Regions from separate parts of the Homo sapiens genome. Here regions 1 and 2 are each linked to region 3. Evidence: chromatin loops called from intact Hi-C (ENCODE). Cell type or tissue: endothelial cell of umbilical vein. All regions are shown on one strand. Region 1 has its middle 360 kb from the start of LINC01734. Region 2 holds the start of LOC102724950 (a long non-coding RNA gene). Region 3 has its middle 130 kb from the start of LINC01370.

Evidence for each region. Hi-C counts contacts between places; a loop is a spot of excess contacts. Peaks named below come from ENCODE experiments on the same cell type or tissue, not always from the same donor. Only the 100,000 strongest peaks of a DNase experiment are listed, where the experiment ranks them.
Region 1: a loop joins it to region 3, with 10 times the contacts of the local background. A loop is called at or near these places in 3 of 110 quality-filtered maps.
Region 2: it touches region 3 in a loop (8-fold over the local background); 6 of 110 quality-filtered maps call a loop at or near these places.

The regions. Positions count from the first base shown.
Region 1 is chr20:39,584,633-39,592,632 of GRCh38, reverse strand. No RefSeq gene overlaps it. Among named protein-coding and RNA genes, the nearest start is that of LINC01734, 360 kb to the right of the region's middle. In endothelial cell of umbilical vein, no CTCF peak of the experiment used is centred here; a DNase peak (open chromatin) is centred at 4,262; H3K27ac peaks cover 1,404 bases.
Region 2 is chr20:39,656,730-39,664,729 of GRCh38, reverse strand. LOC102724950 (a long non-coding RNA gene) reads left to right here and starts at 3,905. Exons shown (of 3, transcript XR_936712.3): 1 at 3,905-4,267. RefSeq lists an enhancer at 2,123-3,322. In endothelial cell of umbilical vein, no CTCF peak of the experiment used is centred here; DNase peaks (open chromatin) are centred at 3,599 and 4,339; H3K27ac peaks cover 2,318 bases.
Region 3 is chr20:39,869,489-39,877,488 of GRCh38, reverse strand. No RefSeq gene overlaps it. Among named protein-coding and RNA genes, the nearest start is that of LINC01370, 130 kb to the left of the region's middle. In endothelial cell of umbilical vein, a CTCF peak has its summit at 3,239 (motif pointing right); a DNase peak (open chromatin) is centred at 3,278.

The DNA.
Region 1 (8,000 bases), 280 kb after region 3:
TCTTTCAATTTGATGCCAAGCCCTGGCTACGTGACTTGGGATTTATCTCGGGAAGCTAGTTTGTGCAAACATCTCTCCAAGCCCTGGGAAATCCTGGAGAAGCTTGAAAAGTGAGAAGACTATGTTGTTAACAGACACACCAGCACAAATCTGTCAAAATGAAGTTGTCTTCTCAGAAGCGGCCCCTGCGGGAAGCCACTCTCCTTCTCAGTGAGGCTGCCAATGTTTCAACTATTTTTGGACTCCTATTTTGGAGTTGTAGGTGGAATTTGTGGCACATTTGTGAACAGACCCAGTTGGTGGAAATGTCCCCTTGCAGGGCATCATTTGCCACTAGATAATGCCTGGAAGTGTTTTCTAGACAAGGCGGGTGAATACACCTAACAATATGACCATGTAGAAGAAGAAATGAAAGAATCATAGGTGCATGCATGGAATTTTATCATGCAGTGACCCCATCTCTGAGCAGATGTCCTGTATTTATGTGCTGTATGGGACACACCGAGACTTATGCCCTGATGGGTAACTTCACTCCCCTAGGTTGGTATGAGGATGGTAGGGGGAGGATGAGAAAGGTATTAAAAGCCTCCCCCTATCTAAGAGAAGTATAAGATGGAGTTCATTGGGAACCCATTGGGTTTAACAGCCATACTTTTAATAACTTGGGAAGACAGCAGCAATGTGGCTTCTTCCGGGGAGATGGCTAGAACTTCAGTGAAGGTCTGTTTACCATCATGCCTTCATATTCTCCCAAGACCAGCATATGAAGAGTTCAAACTTTTCCAAAAACTCCAGAAATAGATCAGAATAGGTCAATAATTAAGTTATTTCTTGGGGTAGAAATTTTCCCTACCACTACTTGCACATAGTGCTAAAATTAAAAAATTAAAAGCAAACACATAAATATTAAAATGTATTGTCCAAGTGGTAGAGTTATGGTTTCTTTACATTTTTTTGTGCTTATCTGTGACTTCCAAATTATTTTTTATTATCAGAAAAATCTCATTAAAATAATACTCTGGTGAACACATTGTCCAATGGACTTAATATCAGAAGCCTTGTATTAGATTTTATATTACGCCCCTATCTTGACCTTGAATATTTGTTCCTCTATCACTTATTTTTTATATGACCTTGAACAAGTTATTTAATACCATTTTCCTAATTCATTTTTCTCATCTGTAAATTGGGAATAATAATCGCATCTATAATTATATTATAATAACCAAGGGATTATTATAGGATTAAATTAGGTAATGCCTGAAATACATTTAACATACTATCTATTGGCCAATTCTTAATGAATGTCACTTATTATTATTATTCTTTAATAATGTTAAAAATAACATTATTAAAATTACGATCTGAAGGACCTATAAATTGTGCAACCACCATCGATTTAATTACAATAACTTAACAGGATTATCTGATGTAGGGGAATAAAAAGTCTCAGACACTATTGAAGTATTTTCAAAAAAAGGTTTCAAGCTATCAGGTTTTGAGAATTATCCATGCTGATATGTGTAGATTTGGTCCATTCAGTTTATTCAAACTAAATTCAATAACTTATTTTTCTATATAGTATTTTGTTATGTAACTATACCACCGTTTATGTGTTTACCCCTCACTGGTTGTCATGGAATGTGTGTCCAATTTCCCTTATGCGCAAGTAGCACTGCCATGAGTGTGTTTGTGCACATGTAGGAGAGATTATTGAGGGTAAATACCCAGCAATTGAAGTGCTAGGTCATAAAGTGTGTACATCTTCAATTTCATTTGTTGTTGCTACATTGATCTTCAAGTGAATCACACCAACTTACAGTCACTCCAGCAGTATGTGAGAGTATGCCTTTCTCCACCTATTCAGCAAAAATCAGCATCACAAAATGGGTGGGGAATGCTGTTGTATTTTAACTTGTGTATCTATGACTTATTAATATGGTTGAACACTTTTTCCTATATACAGCTTGGCTATTTGGTTTCCATATTCGGTTTTTCCCTTGTTTGTATGAATCTTTAGTTCACTTTTTCTGGTGAAATGTTTGTCTTTATATTATTGATTTATAGTAGTGCTTTATATATTCCAGATAGTAACCTTTTGGCAGTTATTTGTACAGATGGGTGTTGTTATATGAGAGACTATCTCATTAGCCAAATTTATCCATCTTATCCCTTATAATTTTTGCTTTTTGTTTATGGTTTAAAAAAACCTATCTACCCCAAGGTCATAAATATGTTATCCTAATTTCCTTCTAAAAGTTCTATTATTTTACTGCTTATTCCTTCTAGATTTGATGCTTACATATGGTCTAAAGCAGGGATCAGATGTTCTTTTTTTCTTTGAGGATCACCGTTCTTCCCACAACATTTATTGACTAGAACTATCCCTCTCATCACCTATGTTCAAGCCACTGCCATCTTTTATAAGTTTCCATGTGTGTTTAAGAGCTTTTCCTACACTGCCTAGTTTGTTGCTGTGATTTACTTGTCTATCTGTGGACCAAATTTACACTGCTTCAATTATCATATCTTTGAAATAAATCTTGCTGTATGAAAGAACAAGACTCCTTTGCTCCTTCTTCACAAGTATCTTAGCTATCCCTGAGCCTTAATTTTTGCATGAATATTTTAGGACCAATTTTATCAAGTTCCACCAAAACAAATAAAAAAAAAATACCTGTCTGGATTTTTATTAAATTTGCTTTGCTTTAAATTAAATTCATTTTTCATCAGAAGATGAAATGCAGCATTAGGAAAAGGAAGCAGAGGAGGCCCTATGGCACCTTTGAGTTTTAGGACCTTTGAGCCAGGAGGTGTTTTTGGCTTGCTGTGTTTCCCGGCCACATAATATATTCTTAGAGATCCCAGGGAAGGGATGGCTTATCAAAGACAAGCTTTAGATATTCCAAGATTCACAGCTAAATTACCATCAAAGACCTTCACAATCTCATTATCATATTCCCAACCTGGATCCCAGGCCTGATGTATACCCTTGGGTGTATGAACACTGTGGCAGCTTGCTGCTGGCCTCCAGTTGCATGGGCCAGCACCTCCCAGAGGCCCATCCCTGGGCTTTACTCCCCAGTATGACATCCCCCAGCCAAGGTGCTCAATCCTGAGTGTCCCTGGTCCTCACCTGGTTTATGTCCTTACCTGCCCCTCCTTCCATGAATGTCCCGATTGCTCTCTCTGAAGTATCAGGCCCTCCAGTCCCTTTGTCACACTGTGGCCAGACTGCCTACCTGACAATACGGTCATGACATCTCAGAGATGCTGGTCATGACATCTCAGGGGTGTGTTGTCTTACATAGCAGCTATCAGCCATCTGGGCCATTTACATTTATATTTCAATAAATTAGAATTTAAAAAAAATAAAAATTCAGCTCCCCTGTCATATCAGCCACGTTTCAAGGACTCAATTCTTGATATCCCTGTGCAGCTTACCATGTTAGAAGCATTTCTGCCATGCAGGAGGTTCTATTGGACACTGCTGTCATAGAGTTTCATGACATTGTCTAGCTCCCCACGGAGTAATGGCCCAGAATCCTATGGGACACTTGGTGCTTCTGACATCACAGCCCCTGCCTATCCATTTCTCTCCCCATTCTCCCAACCCCAATCTGTTAAAACCAGGACATTCTCATTCTTCCTCAAATACCTTTGACTTCCCAACCCTGAGCATTGGCTCAGATGTTTCCTATAGCCAAGAATGTCTTGCCTTCTGCAGCTTCTCTCTACCCAAATCATTTTCTTCCTTCAAGGCTCCACTGAAACATCACTGCACCTCTAACATCTCCTTCTCTCCTTCTGAGAGCATCCACAAGTCACCATCTGCTTCTCTACTGCACTCAGACATTGTGTCTTCTTGTTAATACATCCTCTTCTTAAACTAAATTCACCTAAGGTGGAGTCTCTACCCCTAGAGCTTTCTATTCCTAAAGCCTAGCTCAGTGCCTGGCACCTAGAAAGTGTCAGAGCATAATTATGGAGCCTAGCTAAATACAAACGTCCCATACCCACCCCACCCTGTGTTAATCTGATGCCTCCCAGCACCCTCTCCCTGTTACTTAACCTCAGTCTGCCCTCCCCTTTTCCACTCACTCCCCCACATTTATTACCTTCTCATCAGACGTGCAAACGGTATGCTTGGCTCCCTATGTAGTTTAAAGTGTTTGTGTAAATGGCAGAGAGATCCTGTTAATTATAAAGACTTCCTCACATTCATTGCAGCCAGTTCCGGTCTCCCCTGATTGTAAAGGAGATAGGACCAGTCACTTGGAGACAGGAAGAAGTTTATTGACAGGGATAACAACAGCCTGAAGAGACAGAACAATATACACACATGGTTTGTGCAGCACATGATCCCCTCCCCTAGGAGAGGCATAGAAGGACAAGGAAAGGTGAAGACAGAGAGAGAACGGGAAGAAGAGCAGAGAAACATGAAGCAGAGCAGAGTGAAACACAGACAGAAAACAGAGACAGAGCAAAGGTAGAGGGAGAGAGACTCATTGATAGAATCAGAGGAGGACTGAAAGACACAGCAGCAGAGACAATGAGTAGACGATAAAAATGCTCAAGCTGCTGCCACCCTCACACTACGCAGCAGGCTTGTTCTTGTTCACTACAGAGCACAGTTGGCATTACAAACTGAGAATGTTGGCACGCAGAAGTAGAATAGCCATCAAAAGAACAATTGAAAAACAAACTCAAATACAGTCACTGGAATCACGAACGCCAGCATGATTAACCTTGAATGTCATTCACCTTTGTCCAGTTCTGCCTTGCTGAAGATATCCAGAAAGAAAAGCTTGGAAATGCAGAATGAGCTCTGCCCTGGGAGTTGTGGTCTCTGGAGAGCCCTAGCTGGAATTCTGAGCAAAAATCTGAGTTTTTGCTGTGGACATCACCAACTAAGGCCTCGGTGGAACAGGCAAAGTATGACTAAAACTCTTTTCCCTAAACTTGTACTATGTGGGGTTTTCAAAGTTTGGAATGTGTCAGATATAATGATGCTTGGTCACTGAAGATAGTGACCAAGTCTTTCTAGTGACAGGAAGAGGCTGCTATTGAACCACATGAAAACCTCACCTTATCTCATTCCAGATACCTCAAAAGTTTATCCCCAAGTCTCATCCTTTAGCTTGGTCGTCAATCTGGGCAACTTGCTTTCTCATTCATTCATTCACACATATTTGTCAAATATCTCCTATGGTTCAGCTTCATGTCAGATGCTACAATGGTGAAAAAAACAAGTGTCCCTTGCAGCTATGGAGTTCAGCAAATAGTGTGGACAAGCAGACACTAAACAAAGAATCATACACATAGGTACCACACTAGAAGCATAGATACATGCAACAACCTAAAAGAGCATGGTGTCCCAAAAGCCTTGAAAACAGGGACTCAAAAAGGTATTTGTACATGAATGTTTATAGCTGCACTATTCACAATGGCCAAAAGGCAGAAACAATCCAAGTGTCCATCAGTTGATGAATGGATAAACAAAATGAGTTATGTATATATATATACACACATATATACACATATATATGTATATATATATATACATATATATACACACACACACACACACACACACACACACACACAAGGAAATACTATTCAGCCTCGTAAAGGACTGAAGTACTTATACGTTACTACATCATGGATGAACCTCAAAGACATAATGCTAGGCAAAAGAAGCCTGACATAAAAGGTCACATTATAGAATTCCATTTATATGAATATCTAGAATAAGTAAATCCACAGAGACTAGACACAGAGTGGTGATCGCTCTGGGCTGAGGGGAGTGAGCAGTGGGGAGTAACTGCTTAGTGGGTGCAATGTTTCCTTCTGGGGTGATGAAAATGTTTTGGGAGTAGACAGAGGTGATTGTTGCATAATATTGTGAATGTACCAAATGCTGCTGAATTGCTCACTTTAAAAGGTTTTGGCTATGGGAATTTGCTTCAGTTGAAAAACAGATGTTTGTTCTAAAACACTGGAATGTTACAGGGTGACCTAATTTAAACTAGGTAAATGACATTGTATATAAAACTTGAAGGAAGTGAAGCTAGTAAGGGGAACAGTGGAGGGCAGTAGGCTCCAGACAGCGTGAATAATGCCCATGAAAGCAATAAGGTGAGAAAGAGCTTGGCACATTTGAGAATGGGAAGGAAGCAGGGTGCCTGGAATACAGAGACCAAAGGAAACTGTGGCTTGGGATGAGACTGGGCAGGTAGGCAGGAGCAGATCTTTATAGGCATTCTGGGGTGTGTGTGTGGTGTGTGTGTGTGTATGTGTGCGCGCGCGTGTGTCTTTTAGCATTGTTGGACATTGCAAAAAGAAGTGACATAATCTAATTTACATTTTTTTTTATTTTTCTTTGCTGGCTGCTTTGAGAAGAATGGGTTGGAAGAAAACAGAAGCAGTGGTATCAGAACATTGGTTAGGGTTTTTATGTTTTTAGGTCTAACGTTTAAGTCTTTAATCCATCTTGAATTGATTTTTGTATAAGGTGTAAGGAAGGGATCCAGTTTCAGCTTTCTACATATGGCTAGCCAGTTTTCCCAGCACCATTTATTAAATAGGGAATCCTTTCCCCATTGCTTGTTTTTCTCAGGTTTGTCAAAGATCAGATAGTTGTAGATATGCGGCGTTATTTCTGAGGGCTCTGTTCTGTTCCATTGATCTATATCTCTGCTTTGGTACCAGTACCATGCTGTTTTGGTTACTGTAGCCTTGTAGTATAGTTTGAAGTCAGGTAGTGTGATGCCTCCAGCTTTGTTCTTTTGGCTTAGGATGGACTTGGTGATGCGGGCTCTTTTTCAGTTCCGTATGAACTTTAAAGTAGTTTTTTCCAATTCTGTGAAGAAAGTGATTGGTAGCTTGATGGGGATGGCATTGAATCTATAAATTACCTTGGGCAGTATGGCCATTTTCACGATATTGAGTCTTCCTACCCATGAGCATGGAATGTTCTTCCATTTGTTTGTATCCACTTTTATTTCATTGAGCAGTGGTTTGTAGTTCTCCTTGAAGAGGTCCTTCACATCCCTTGTAAGGTGGATTCCTAGGTATTTTATTCTCTTTGAAGCAATTGTGAATGGGAGTTCACTCATGATTCGGCTCTCTGCTTGTCTGTTATTGGTGTATAAGAATGCTTGTGATTTCTGTATATTGATCTTGTATCCTGAGACTTAGCTGAAGTTGCTTATCAGCTTAAGGAGATTTTGGGCTGAGACGATGGGGTTTTCTAGATATACAATCATGTCATCTGCAAACAGGGACAATTTGACTTCCTCTTTTCCTAATTGAATACCCTTTATTTCCTTCTCCTGCCTGATTGCCCTGGCCAGAACTTACAACACTATGTTGAATAGGAGTGGTGAGAGAGGGCATCCCAGTCTTGTGCCCGCTTTCAAAGGGAATGCTTCTAGTTTTTGCCCATTCAGTATGATATTGGCTGTGGGTTTGTCATAGATAGCTCTTATTATTTTGAGATACATCCCATCAATACCTAATTTATTGAGAGTTTTTAGCATGAAGAGTTGTTGAATTTTGTCAAAGGCCTTTTCTGCATCTATTGAGATAATCATGAGGTTTTTGTCTTTGGTTCTGTTTATGTGCTGGATTACATTTATGGATTTGCGTATATTGAACCAGCCTTGCATCCCAGGGATGAAGCCCACTTGATCATGGTGGATAAGCTTTTTGATGTTCTGCTGGATTCTAGGCATTACCATTCAGGACATAGGCATGGGCAAGGACTTCATGTCTAAAACACCAAAAGCAATGGCAACAAAAGCCAAAATTGACAAATGGGATCTAATTAAACTAAAGAGCTTCTGCACAGCAAAAGAAACTACCATCAGAGTGAACAGGCAACCCACAAAATGAGAGAAAATTTTCACAACCTACTCATCTGACAAAGGGCTAATATCCAGAATCTACAATGAACTCCAACAAATTTACAAGAAAAAACAAACAACCCCATCAAAAAG
Region 2 (8,000 bases), 210 kb after region 3:
TTGATGATCAACTCAAATTTTAGCCCCTCTATCCTTTCCAGAGGTCAGGAGTGAGCCTGAAAGTTTCAATGCTCTAATCACATGATTGGTTCCCCTGGCAACCAACCCCATCCTGAGCTATCCAGGAACCCAAGAAAAGTCACCCCATTAGAACAAAAGATGCTTCTGTCACCCAAGGAACTTAGGAGCTCTGTATCAGATGTTCCTACAACTCAGGAAATTACAAAGGCCTTAGGAGCTCTGTTTTAGAAACTGGTGTCAAAGACCAAACATTAGAAGACAAGATTCTCCTAGCACCTATATCCACAAGGGTTTTAGCAGCTTTGTCTCAGCAACTGGAGGTAGAGACCAAATAGATATTTCTTGTTATATCACAGTATCACATTCTTCTCTCTTTGACTGTCATCACACCTCCAGGCAGCATTTCATCTGAGAGTTCCTTCTGTGTTTGATAGCAGAATCATGTACCTCAGCATCTCTAAGCCTGAGTTTGAACACTTGAAAATGAGGTTGAGCATCTCCACCTTGTCAGCTTTTGAGAGTCCTCGTGATGTGGAGGCTTTACAAATGTTGCTAGTAAATAAGAGAAATCTTCCTCAGACTGTGGGCAGCTCATGCCCTTCAGGTCCTCAGAGGCTGATGACAGCCTCACTTTCCCATCCCCTCCCCTGAACATTCTGCCATTTGTTCCAGAGCACAGCAAGTGGTTCAGGGATGGGAAGCAGTCTCTAAAATAGCATGCACATTCTCTGCCTCCCGTGATTCCTGTCCTTGTGCAGTCCCCCACTTTGAGTATAATTGAACCTCAAGACTCGCTTCTAGCAAATAGAAGTGATGGGATGTCGTGTCTGAGATTAGGTCCATGTGACAAAGAACTGATGTCTGTGGCCAACAGCTGGGGAGGAGCTGAAATCTGCCACTGGTCGTGTGAGAGAGCTCAGGAGTGGATTCTGCCCAGTCAAGACTTGAGATGAGACCACAGCCCAAGACCTGGCATGACTGCAACCTCATAAGAGACCTTGAGGCAGAGGCTCTCAATTAAGCTGCACTCAGATAGCTTCCAAATAGAAATTGTGAGATAATAAATATCTCTTATTTTAAGACACTATGCTATGATGTAATTCATTACACAACAATTGATAACTAATACAAAGGTCCATCCAAGGGGCATGTTTCTGAAGCCATCTTGATTTATCTAGGGAGACATTATTGCGTAGTGCTGAAGAAAATGGCATTTCATGTCTGATATGAGTTTAAAGCCAAGTACCAACACCCTAATTGTTGTGTGGCATTAAAAGTTGACTCTGTGAGTCTTCATCTTTTACTTCATAAACAGAGATATTAGTTCTTACTTCATTGTGTTGTTGTAAGCATTGAACTAGGCAATATCTGCAAAATCACTTACTTGGGTAGCTATCATCATGCTTTTCTTAATTAAGTGGTAGCTATTATTTGTTATCCTCACCTCCCAGTCTTTATAAGACATCCAGGGCTCTTTCACAGCTCTTGATCTACCATGGCAATTATATTTGATATCCTTTGGACAAATTTAAAGTTCTTTTCACTTTTCTACTTGATATTTAACTATCTTGTATTTTATTTCCAAGTGTGTGACTCATGGTACAAACTAATTTCTATTCATGTATTTCTGGGCATGAACACGTGATAATCAATCTGATACCTTCAAACAGGTCTTGTAGAGACAATTTTTCCAAAATAATAAGACAGGATTATTATCCTTGAATGTGATCTTACTCTAGTGGGAGAGACAGACACACAAACACAAATTTGCAGCATAAAATAATGAAGACTGTTAAAATGCTGGCATGAGTTGTTCTTGGTGCAGAGAGGCAAGACCCACAAAATTTGGGTCTCGAAGAATAGGTATTTCCCAAAGCAAACGGGAGAAAGGGTTTCCAGGCAGCCTTCTCAATGGGCAAAGGTAAGCTGATGGAAAAAGGCATAGCATTCTTGGGTAAGGACTATAATATCACTGTGTCCGCATCATAAAGAGGTCTTATAGGAGAGAGAAGGAAAGGACATAAACCAGAGGAGTAGACTAGGGTTGCATTGTGAAAAACAGACATTGCAGCTCCTTCCAATGGTCTCAGTTTCACCTTACAGAAAACAGGAGCAACTGAAGTTTTAAAATAGATATTAGCATGGTCTAATTTCTCCAAATACTATGCTAACAATTTCTCAGGGGATCTTTTGATAGAGGGCTTGTTGAATTGGGGTTTGCCATTCAGTTGAGATAGATAGATGATAGATAAGATGATAGATCAATAGGTAGATAGATAGATGATAGAAGATAGATAGATAGATAGATAGATAGATAGATAGATAGATAGATAGATGATAGACAAATAGATAGACACTTGTTTGAGGGGAATAATGGAGGAATTTGTGGCCTTGAAATATTAACTTCCTCAAATCCAGCTTCCCTAAACACAATCCTAAGCTTTTCTAAGCAGTTCTGTTAACAGCTCCTGCATTAAATACATCATGGTCCACCTCCCTGTGAGGAGTACCCTAGTTCTACCCATTTCAGCAACTCAAAGCAAGGCTATGCCATTCACAGGTTTGAAGACACCTCTCACATCTCTGAACTTTCATTTCTCAAAACAAAAAGCTCTCAATGCTTTCAATTCTCCCTCCAATGCTGTAGTTTCTGGGTGAGTCATCATTCTGGTCACCATTCCTGGAGTGTCAAAGTACCAGTGTGGTGCCCATAACTAGATGGAATTCATATTTGTCCCAGCAAATGCTGGGGACCATGACTCAGCACTTCCTGGGAGTCTCAATGCTATAGGCAATAGCAGATCCTTAAGAGAAATAAGCAGCCCTAAAAAATATGCTATTTTAAATTTCTTGCAAGAAGAGAGACCAACGGGTTCTAGTCTCCTGTATTGATCTTACTTCTAAGCATTGTTTCTCATCATCTTTTGGTTGTACAGCTTTGGCCCACATCCTGAGTGGATTCATCATCCAGGCTGTTGCTTTCCTTAGCTCTCTCAGACCCTCAGAAGTCAGCGTGTGTGGTGCTGCTGAGCCTGGGTGCTGAAGACATCTTATCTACCAAGGGAAACCCAGAAAGGCAAAAGTGCAGTCATTACCCAGGCTGTGAGGCTACTGCAGTGATAAATCCCACTTTATTTCCATTCGGAGGAAAAATCTTCAATTAAATAAGAATTGATTTTCTAATGATTTTTTTTTTCTCCTGCTGGCCATTGGTGGAACACTTGAACCAGCTCCAGCTCTGCCTCATAGGGGGAGAGTAATTAAGTTGCTGCTGCTGACAAAAGGGTTGGCCTCAAGTATGGAAACAACTTAATTCATTTACTTTGGGCAAAACAGAGGGCAGTACCCATCCTGGAAGGGGAAATAGCTAATTAGCGGGAGCCAAAAATGTCAGTGCTGGGCCATTGGTTTGCACATACGGAGCTCTGCAGGTGCTAAATGTGCTCTTGAGACCTGATGGTGGTGGCAGTTCCCTTTTTGTCTGTGCCACTCAAATACTATCAGGGGCAAGTAAGACAAGTGATGTGGAGACAAAGGGGGCATGGCAAACCAAGAGCATGGAAAGAAAAATACTAAAATGTGAGTCATCCTGAGCCACTCCCCAGTCCTGCTTGCTGAAGGAGAATGCCCTTTGTGACATAGGCAACCACCACACCTGGCTTTTTGATGTTTATGATGATCAATAGGCAGAAAGGAGAACTGAAGGAGAAGTCTAGAGAAGCCAGCTACACCTACATTAGAAAGAGTGGAACAGATCACGGGTCACAGGATTAAGGCTAGATGGGGTTTGAGATGTGGGAAGACTTGAGGTCATTTTGAGTTTTGAGAAAAGGAGAGACATGAAGAGGCAGAAAACATGTTTACTGGACCCAGCTACTTTGCAGTGATTAGTGGGACCTTCAGAACATAAATAGATCCTAAGGAGTGAATGCTTGTACCCCTTCCAAAATTTATATGCTGAAGCCTTTATATGGTTGTATGTAAAGACAGACCCACTAATGAAGTAATTAAGGTTAAATGGAGTCATAAGAGAGAGGCCCTAATTCCATAAGATTAGTGTCCTTATAAGAAGAGACTCCAGAGAACTCACTTTCTCACTCTCTCCCTCCCTTTCCTTGCATACAAACCAAGGGAAAATCATATGAGAACATAGCAAGAAGGTAGCTGTCTGAAAGCCAGGAAGAGAGGCCTCAGCAGGAAATGAATCAGCAAGAACCTTGATCTTGGACTTCTAGCCTCCAGAATTGTGAGAAAATTAATTTCTGTTGTATAAGCCACTCAGTCTATAGTATTTTGTTATGGCAGCCCAAGCTGGCTAAGACAGCGGACAGAAAAGAATTTGTGAGTCATGTAATGTTGTTTCCATTGGCATTTGGGGGCAACTGTAGAATAGATTTCAATTGGTTGGTAATTATTTCTGGATATCAGACATATTTTTCTTTTCTACTTTGAAATATTGTGTCTGTGTTGTTTTCTGGATGTGTCACCATTCTGAAACAAACCATCAATCAGCAGAGCTTTGTGTGGGGTCTGTTTTCAAAAACAAGCCACCATGAGCAGTTCCTGACTTGTAGTGCTTCCCAGGGACTCAGTCTATGTCTTAAACACTTCTTTCTTCTTCCCATGTCTCCTTCAGTCTTCAGGCAGACTTGCCAAGTTTTCTCTTTCTTGGGCCAGTGTGCTTTTTCCCCAGCTCATTCTCTGACTTTCTACCCAAAGAGTCACTTAAAAAAATTTTTTTTCTTAAGGGACCTAGGGTTGTATCCTCTTGAATAGTGCTATTGGTAGTAACCAAAGATGCAGCACTGAATAAGCCACTCCCTTCTAGACAGAACTACTCATCCTCAATCTCAAGTACCACATCTTCCAACAGGCCTTCCCTGACCCCCTCTGTCTAAATTAGGTCAATCTCTCACCACCACAATTCTATTCTCTCTCATGGAGCTCATGTTCTTGTCCTTCATAAAAAAGAATCATCACCAGTTGTAATTATATTCTTATTTGTGTATTTATTTATGAAATAGCCCTCTTCTCCACTAGAGTTTGTGAATGCAAAGTCATGATTATTTTGTACACCACTGAATATTCAACAACTTGCAAAGTGTCTGGCATAGATAGAGATAGGTAGGTAGAGAGAGAGAAATAGACGTAGATAGATAGATAGATAGATACATACATACATACATACATAGAGATGGAGTGAGAGATAGAGAGACAGAGATAGAGACAGACAGGTGGGGAGAGAGAGAGAGAGAGAGAGAGAAATGTTCAACCAAAACATTTGTTGGATGAGTAAAAAAAGAAACATGATCCTTTCCCTCCTGAAGCTTACAGTCTATCATGGAATGCAGACAAGTCAACAGATCTTTATCTTTCATTAATAATCGATATAGAAAATATAAACATAAGGTGCCATGGAAGAATATCTTCAATCAAATCCAGCAAAATACCTGTTCTCTACGCTAGGTGCACAGGTGTCTTGACTCATTGCTGCCACACATTGGCCACTCTCATCGAATTCAGAGGACTCATGGAAACCACACACCCACTAGCTGTTCCCTCAGAAGCCCCTGAATTACCAACAAAAAGCTGGTTCGTCTCGGCTACTGAGAAATAATTTGTCATGTTTCATCCCCTAAATGAAAGATGCCAGACTGAATGCCCGTCTGAGAAAGGGACAGAGCATGAGATCTAACAAAGAACCTCAGCACTCAAAAAGTTTACCACTAAAATGGAGTGACAAGGAAAGCAGGGGAAGAAAAATCACTACTGGAAGTACTGCTACTATCACCACTGCTCCTGGGAGGAATCACCGCAGCAGCTGTTCATCAAGTGCTTCCTGCAGCCAATCACTAGGCTAAAAGCACCTGACATGCCACATCACAGCAGCTTGCTAACAATAGCTGCTGTGATTCTCACTTAACAATAAAAGTGTGGCTCAGCGAGGCCAAGGAGCTTTTTCAAAATCTTGTCACTAATAAATCTCAGAGTCCAGGCTTGAACCCATGTCAACCTGACCCTAACGCCTTGGTCTTCACCTGAGTGCTTGCTATGTGCCAGGCATTGTCAACAGTACTTTATATTAATTGTGTCACTTAATTGTTAAACAGCCCTATCAGTTCTCCATCAATATTCCCTGAAGGGAATGGGGCCTTGGAAAGATTAGTGAACTGGACCCCTGACATGATCTCTTCCTTCCAATACTTACAATAAACTACTGTTTAGTATGGAGAAGAAAGACTAGTGGATATTGAAGAACTGGCAGAATAAACACTTGCATAGATGGAAGATGTACAGAGGATGTATGCGATACAGGACTTTAAAGAATGCTGACATCTTTGTGGCTGAAATTAATTGGAAATTTTAAAGTATTCATTTCATTTACCTCTGATTCTAAAGTAATAGAGATTTCTGATGTAAAATTTGCAAAAAAAATTATAAATAATAAAATGAAAATAGCTCATGATTCTACACACAGAATAGCTAATAATTCATTTTGGTGGATTTCCTTTTAGTATATATTATTTGAGTGTGTGTGTGCATGCACATGTGTGCATGTCTATTTTTGCGTATTTGAGATAATGAGCTATGTAGACATTTCTTTTTGTTTGTTTTTACATAGATGTTTCTATTCCATTTTTTGTCTTATATTAAATCTGGACTAATTTTCCTGCTATCAAAAATTCCTAGAGACTAGTATGCTAATAACTGAATCAAATTTTGCCTCTTACATATATTTATTTAATCATTCTCCTTTTGTGAGAGAGTTAGTCTGTTTTCAAATATTCACTAGTATAAACATAGTTTAGAATACCTATCCATAGATGGACTTATCATAAAATTGTGTAATCATTTTTCAGGTTCTTGAAAAATGTCGAGTTGATTTCTCAGATGTTTTACTCACCGATAATATGTGCTTTATCCACGTCAGTGCACTTTTGCCATAAATTATTGTTGTTATCACTATTATTATTTTACTTTGCCAATCTGGTATGTATAAAAAAGAATCTACTGCTTTAACTTGCATTATTTTCCTTTGTCTAATTATATTTTATCTGCAGTAGAATGTTTGTTAATGTTCTCTGTTCAGTTTTTAATTACACTTTAATGTTTTCTTATGGGTATCTACAAAAGATGAGATACTTGCCTTGTTTAGTGTGAACAGTTACCCAATTTGCAGTTTTCCACTTGACTTTGCTTATCTATTGTCACTCTGCTAATCTTTTTCTTTCTCTTTCTTTCTTTCTTTCAGAAATTCTTTTTGTTGTTTTTTGAGACGGAGTTTCGCTCTTGTCGCCCAGGCTGGAGTGCAATGTCGCGATCTCAGCTCACTGCAACCTCTGCCTCCTAGGTTCAAGCAATTCTCCTGCCTCAGCCTCCCGAGTAGCTGGGATTACAGGCACGTGCCACCATGCCCAGCTAATTTTTATATTTTTAGTAGAGACGGGGTTTCACCATGTTGGCTAGGCTGGTCTCGAACTCCTGACTGCAGGTGATGCATCCACCTCAGCCTCCCAAAGTGCTGGGTTTTAGAAATTCTATTTCTTTTTAGGGACTTCCAAAACATTTATGGGCTGGGGATGGTGACCCACACATCTGTAATCCCAGCACTTTGGGAGGCCAAAGTGGGAGGATTGCTTGAGGCCAGGAGTTAAAAGCCAGCCTGGGCAACACAGTGAGACTGTCTCTACAAAAACTAACTAACAAAAATAGCCAGGCCTGGTGGTACACACCTGAGGTGGGGGATTGTTTGAGCCTAGGAGTTGGAGGCTGCAGCGAGCTATGATCATGCCACAGCGTGGGTGACAGAGCAAGACCCTGTCTCTAAATAAAATAAGATATAAAAAAGTTTTATCTATATTTTATTTGCAACTTTTGTGTTTTTATTGTAAAATATAATATTTTAATATACCTGGAATTTATTTAGATGTACGATGTGATGAAATAGTTTAGTTGTATTTTAATATTATATTATTACT
Region 3 (8,000 bases):
GGGGCGATGTTGACTTTGTTGCCAGAGAACCAGCTGGCCTTTGCACTCCACTCCCCCTTCCAGGCCCGCTCCCTGCAGGCCTCCAGGGGGGCTTCAGCTTCTAATGAACCAACTGCACAGTCCCTGACGCTATAGTTGCTGCTGCCCAGACTCTTGTTGAAGCTCCATAAATGTTTGTTTTATGAATAAGCACGCACTTGGCACTCCTCGAAGATAATTCTCCTTTATCCTGAGAGGCAACAGTTTCCCAGCTGCCCTTCTCTTGCCAGGGGAAAAGAGTACCATCATATATACTCGCAGATCCAGGAAGAGACAGACTCGGCAGAACTGGAGACCAAAACATTCCTCATGAGTTTCTCCTAATGACCAAAGTGATGGGAATGAAAGTAACCTCCTATATGCTGGACACTGCTCTGATGAGGTGTCTAGCACATATCCTTACAAGAATCGTGGGACACACTATGTTTTCCATTTATAGATAAGAACAGTGGAGGCTAGTGCATGTAATAGACCTAAAACCACAAAGTCATCTAGTGCTAGATGTAAAGTTAGATATAAACATGAGTCTAATTATTCAGTGCAATGCTTAAGAGCGTTGCTTAGAAGGCTGAATTCCTGGATTCAGTTCAGATTTGCCAATAGCTTGCATTGTAACCATAAAAAAGTTAATTTACCTCTCCAGACCTCATTTTCCTTATGTACTAAACAAGAGGAGTAAAGGTTCCTGCCTCTTGGATGTTGTGATGACACATGAGATAATGGCTGTAGAAGATTTTAAAAGTATCCCACGCAAATAAGTGCTCAAAAGCTATTTGCTGTCGATATTACAATGTCAATGATCCTTCCACACAACTGCAGATTGTTCCTAGAAGGTAAAGAGTTGCCCAATTTCTAATAAATACTAGAGAATACTAAGGTATATGTGGATGTCCCAGCTGGACTGTTGGTCTGATTTAGATGATCATCTTTGGGTAGAACAAAGGGTCCTTCCCCATTCAAAAGCTGCCAGCCCTGAGTGTGAGAGGATGTGGGGTGAGAAGAACTTGCCATTTCTGGGCTGAGGACTGAGGTCTGCCTTCCCCACATTACCCTGGTTATGGTGACATTGATCTTTGGCACCAGAAGGTCCGGTAAGCATCAGCCCTACCAATGACTGGGAGTCTCAAGGACATTCTAGAGTGGAATTCCCCAGTGCCACTTCCCTATCCTTTGCCCTTGTCTGGTTCCATAGACAAAAAAGAGAAAAAGAAGGTTGGCAGGTCCTTCTTCCTGCTAAATGGTCCCATCTTTGAGCCATTTATTTCTTTATTCATTCAACAAAGTTTTCAACATTTATAATGTTCCAGCCATAGGGTTAAATGCAGCACAAATAACAAAGAGAAAAATAAAGACACGTACAATTGCACATGTATAAGTTCACTGCAGGAAGAGTGCTCAGCCCCTTTGTAGGCTTCACTGTGGATCGGAAGTGTGGATGTCTACACAAAAACACACCACAAGCAAAGAACAGGGAGCCTTCTGTTGATGTGGATGTCACTAATCATTTTATGTTACCCACATGGAAAACTCTTATGCCTGTTTTTCCTGTTCTGCTCCCTGCCCTTGGGCTTCCAAATTTTGCCATCTCAACACTTCACTGTTCTGCTTCTTTCACACAATTGTATTCCCCTGACTTCATGTCTGAGCTTACAGGGACTGTCAGGCAGGCCTCCAAGTTAGCCCTCATACTTTCACAAAGAGCAAGTCTGCATTTCCTTCATCCAGAACATCAAACAGAGTGTCTCCCCTGGGCCCCTGATATCCTTGTTACCACCTCGTTAATGACTGTATGGGGGGAAGTTTTATGAGGCATCAGGGCTGATGTAAACAGATATGGGAGGATGGATGTCTTCTTGCCTGCATCATCATGGGGTAAAAGCAGTACTGACCCTCTTGTGTATCCTCCCAAGGCATCAGCATGAACTTCCTGGGCTTTTACCCTGTGCTACCATTTGCTCATGAGTCTGGGGAGATATAAGAAGGCAGTTTGTTCAATTCCCACCTATGAGTGAGAATATGCGGTGTTTGGTTTTTTTTGTTCTTGCGATAGTTTACTGAGAATGATGATTTCCAATTTCATCCATGTCCCTACAAAGGACATGAACTCATCATTTTGAACAATGAGAACACATGGACACAGGAAGGGGAACATCACACTCTGGGGACTGTTGTGGGGTGGGGGGAGGGGAGAGGGATAGCATTGGAGATATACCTAATGCTAGATGACGAGTTAGTGGGTGCAGCGCACCAGCATGGCACATGTATACATATGTAACTAACCTGCACATTGTGCACATGTACCCTAAAACTTAAAGTATAATAATAATAAATAAATAAATAAATAAATAAATAAATAAATAAATAAAAGAAGGCAGTTTGCTGGAGGAGTTTGGTGGCTCAACCTCAAAGCACACTGGAAATTCATGTGAGGATAGAGTGTCAATCCTTCCTGCTGTCATGGTGGCTGCAGTGGAGGGTTACAGTATTACAGTGTCCAGAATAGCAAAGGCATGGCTACCTCAGTTTCCAGATAGTGTTACCTGGTAGTTGTAGACAGAGTGCCCATCACAAAGTGAATGCTTAATAAATCTTAGTTGAATGGGTGATTCAATAAATTAATAAATGAGTGAGTGATGGGAGGGGTGCGGAAGTTTCTGTTCTCCTATGATGACAAGAGTCAGTACAGTCTCGAAACAGGGGTTAGGGTGGACAAGAGCCTGACTCTGGAGGTGACCCAAGTTAAACTGAGTTTTGTTTGTTTTGCAACGGGAACAGAGCTTCAGGGCAGGTTTCTAATAATTTCACGAAAACTGAGTCATAAGCCCAGGCATCAGTACTAAGCACAAATAACTGGTGTGATAAAACAGATAATAATGGGAAAAATATATTAAGCTTCTACTATATGTCAAGAATTTTCCAAATGCTTTACATTTACTCTTCATAAGCAAACACTATCACATACATATTATTTTTATTTATGAAAAGGAAGAGAGAAGTTAAAAAAAAAAAAAACTCTTCCATTCTTCTAGTGCTGAAGTTCAAATCCAAGTAGTCTTATTTAGGAGACTGCATTCTGAAGACAACTACAGGGGCAGGGAAAAAATTCAATTGAGTGGGCAGGTGAGTGTTTAGGGCTGCCCCTAGACAAAACAGCAAGACCATGCTCAAACTCCACCCCTAGGGGGAGCTAGACCAGAGCTAAAGGGTTGACTCAGGCACTGGACAGCGGTGTGATTGCACGTAGCCATCTGCCTCCAGGGGGTGGGCATGGAACAAGCTGTGTCAGGCTGCAGCTGTGGACAATGGTGGGAAATGATGCTCCTGACTTTCACTTTCCTTTCCCTCAAGTCTCTAAATCACCCTCCTATCTACTCACGGAACATCGGATCTCAGCTCCATGCAGGTGGATCCCAGATATACATTTTCATTTTTAATTTATCCTCCATGTTTCTGTTGCACATTTCCAAGTTCTTTCTGATTATCTGCCCTATTTCCTGTCAGCTCCTCAAGCTTGACTCAAAGTTCAAATCTGGGCTCATCTTTCTACACAGTTCGAACAGTCTACTTTCCCCACTCGTTTTGACTGTCCTTGACACTACCATTCTCTCACTTTTAAGAGAACCAGAGCTCAGAGTCTCAAGATTCATCTCTTTTTCTTTGCACAATAAGAAATCATTGATGAAACCCTGTTAATTTTCCTCTTTTAACTTAAGAAATATTATTACTGAAGGTTCTGTTAGTTTTCTACCTCTGCAGCTGCTCTTTTGTCTGCATCTCCACTCCTCTGTCCATCCATGAGTTCAGTTGCTTCTTGTTTAAAATAGTGCATGGATTCTGGATTTATTCTTGCCTCCAGTTTCTTTCTCCTTGGTTCCATCTTCTACCTGGTGCCAAACCGATCTCTCTAAGTACTTTTCTGAATATGTCACTCCCCTGAGCAGCAAGCTTCAAGGGCTCTCCATTGCCTGCCAAATAGCATCCAGATTCCTTGTCATGGCTTTTCACATCCACTTAGATCTGGTCTCAACTCAGTGCACATTTATTGAGTCCTACTTAGTGCCAGACCCTGCACTAGGTGTTGTAAATGTAAAAATAAACCCTGCATACTTCCGGCCCTTGGAAAAGAAAAGGAAGATAAGCTGGTCCCACAATCTCTAGCCAGTGCTTCCCCCAAATCCTGCCCACTGCTGAAGGTGTAAAGTTGGATTTTTGCTGTTCTCCAAAACTTCCTCAGCACTTTCTTACTTTTGTGTCCAGGAACTTCCTCACTTCAATCTCTGAGTAACCCCTAACCCTCTTCTGCTGTAATAATTTTTCCTTCATGAAGAATCCATGAAGCAGACACATTTGGAAGAGGAATGCTTCTTGGCAGTCACCTTTACACATCTTTTGATGATGGATCATGATCCATGTGCATTATAGCTTTGTGTCTACCTATTATCTCTCCTACACTGACATTCTCATAACTGATATATAACAGAATGCTATTGCATACAGTATTAATTTATGCATGTTATTAAAAAGAAAAATACATGATTTTTGGTTACATTACATTCAACACAATTTAATAGTGTTCTCTCCTGAATGCTTTCTTACAGACTACCAGTTGCATATTATGCATTAAGAATAGCCAAGAAAACAGTGGAGTATGTATTTTCAAAACACACTGAAATATAGGATATTTTCTTTGCACTTATTTGTTTGTTATATCAGTTCACAGACTGGACATGGTGGCTCACTCCTGTAATCCCACTTGGGAGGCCTATGTGGATCGCTTGAGGCCAGGAGTGCACGACCAGCCTGGGCAACACAGTGAAAACCTGTCTCCACATACAAAAAATAAATAAATTAGCTGGACAGGATGTGGTGGTGTTTGCCTGTAGTCTCAGGAGGCTGAGGAGGAAGGATTGCTTGAGCCCCAAGAGTTTGAGGCTGCAGTGAGCTATAATCATGCCACTACACTCCAGGTTGGGTGACATAGTGAGATCTTGTCTCAAAACAACAACAAAAACAAACAAACAAACACAAACCCAAACATCAATTCACATCCATCGTCTGGTATTAGTGTTCTACAAAACACAGTTTTAGGAAGCACTGTCCTGGAAAGTAAGATCATTGAATAATAATGTTAATAGTAATACTTTTTTTAAAAAGGTTTTTATTTGTTTTATTTTTAATATTTGCTCCATGGTAGCCACTGTAGCAAGTGTTTTTATATCCAGGTTTTTATCTAACTTTCATGACAATCTGATGTGTGGATGCTAATTTTAACCCATTTTTCAGATTAGGAAACAGAAACTCAGAGCAGTTAAGTAACTTCCCAAAGTCATTATCATTAGGGAGGTAGTAAAATTGCAACAGGAGCACATCACAGCCTACCCCAGAGCCTGTGCTCTTTGAAGGAGAGTCTGTTTTTAAAACTTCTGTATTCCCTGTTCCTCCAAAATTCATAACAGCCCATGATTCTTGAACACACTTGTGATTTCAGTTTTGCAGTCAGATTTTGTATTTGTGCTTTGATGCTTTACAGCACAGACAGTAGAAAGAATACTGGTACCCTGCTCCTAGTCTCAGGAGACCTAAGTTTATGACCCCAAATCTGCCTTTAATTAACCATGTGTCATTAGGCAAAGAATTTCTCCCCTCTGGGGCTCAGTTTCCTCAGCTGTAAAATAAAGTGAGGTTGGACTCACTGGTATTTCAGGTCCTTGAACCTCTTTATGCCATACTCTTCTCTTTGCCAAGTTTCTGTGATTAATAGAATTAGATGAGCCCTTTGTTACCCATTGTATCTGCCACTGAGAGAGCTGGAACCATCCTTCAAAGGAATCCACGACATGGCCAATTCATTGTGTTGACTCTGAGGCCACTTCAGTGACCCACAGTCACTAGCAGCATGAAGAGCAGAAGCACTTGCCTTTTACCAAATATGTTTTTCCATTATAGTGAATTTTTCTTTAAATTATAGAACATCAAATACATTTCAAAATTTCATTTGGACAATATAAGTGAGTAAAAAAAATCAGATGGAATATATTTCCCTTGTAATATATATGTGATTAAAAAATGAAAAGAAAAATATTTGTAGCAAATATGTTTTGGATTTACAGAACTCAAAGCTCTTGTGGAATAGTTTGAGACTTCCAAAGCACCAATATGCAGCTGCTTTGGCCATCCTTCTATGAACAATCAAACCCCCAGTTGTCTTGGAAACCTGCCTGCATCCTGGGATGTGTTCTCCATTGAGCAGCTAAAATGGCTTGAAGTCTTCCAGGGAAACGTGGTTTGACTGCAGTTCACCCCTTGGGAGCCTTCATAAAAACAAGATGTCTATCTCCTGACCCCAGAGCCATAAGTGGCATGGCTTAAAGAAATAAAACAACAATAGTAGCTAATGTTAGTTTGGGGGTTTTCCTAAGGTGAAGCACAGAATTTCAGAGATGGAAAATTTAGTCTGCAAAAATGGTTCCCATTTAATTATTCCTACCCTAAGAATGGAGAACTGAGGGTTAGTTTACACAAACATAAAGATTAAACGAGGGAAATACAACCATGAAAAAGAAACATGAAGATTCCCCCATTAATTAAAATACTCTGAGACCAGAATTCACAAAACTTGGATTTTAATATGAGTTCTGCACTAGTTATGATAGTGCTAATGCTATCATTTTAATTATGGCAGCTAGCATTTATTAAGCATTTATATGCTAAATCCTTAAATGTGTCATCTTATTTATTTTTTTAACATCTGTAGCAGATACTGTTGGTGTCTGGCCCTGTCCCCCATCAGCTTACCCCAGAGGTCACCTAACAAGAATCCCCATATACGTCAAAGGAAATTGTGTCTCTCTGCCACAGAATGTCCTCTGGCCACAGGAGAACTGTGGCCCACTGCGCTGGACACCCAGAAACCTGAAGGTGTTGACACCACCAAGGGTAACCTTATAATAATTAAGGATAAAAGTTGGTGATGTTGATGAATGACATTCCAACTTCTTTGCCCCATAGCAGGCCAGTTCCAAGGTATGTTCTGCACAGGCTCTTAGGAGTCCCCAATGGAATTGAGGCCCATCTTCCTGTAGCGATAACACACTAGTTAATACCACTTTTATTGCCTCTCTTCCTTTCCCTGACTCATTTCTCCACCCCCTCACTGTGCCTGCTGGGGTCGCAACCCAGATAAACTACTTATGCTGAAATTCCTATCTCAAAGTCAGACTTTGGGGGATACTCAACCAACACATCCTTTTTACAGGAGGGTGACGTGAGGGAGGTTCAACAGCATGTTCCAAGAGCACTCAGTTATCCAGCGAAAAACCACCCATAAGACTTTCCATAGAAAGAAGCCTAGAAGGGTTTGTCATACTGATCTGGGTGCCACCAAAGCTGGAGATTCAGAGGGCAAAGAGCAGGCACTGATCTAATTTGGTTGATTATACCACCAAGTCTATGTGCCATTAAGGTATATTGGAGGATGGCCTCAGGGCCTTTGCAAATGCCTTAGCAGAGTCGGGGTTTGGTAAATGTCACATTCAAGAGCCATACTTCTGGTTTCTTTAAAAGAAAATTAAGCCTAATATTGTCATTGTTTTTAAAATAGCATTTATATTGTAAATATAAAAGCCACATAGGCAATCTTATAAAATATGAAAATATTAAGAAATATATACCCATAATCTCTCTACCCAAAGAAAAGCACTGGCAATTAATATTTTGTGAGTGAATTTCCTTATCTATAAAATGGGTGTAGTAAAAGAACAATACTTCATTGAGTTGTTATGAGAAATAGATTACTTAATGCTTATATTTGCTTAGAACAGTACTTGACACAGAATAACTGTTCAATAAAGATTAGCTATTGTTATAATTTTCAAAATATTCCATTTCCTGTGCTAATGACATGAGATCTAATTTTGTTTTCACACACAAAAAAGTAATCCATATGAGATGTACATCAGTTT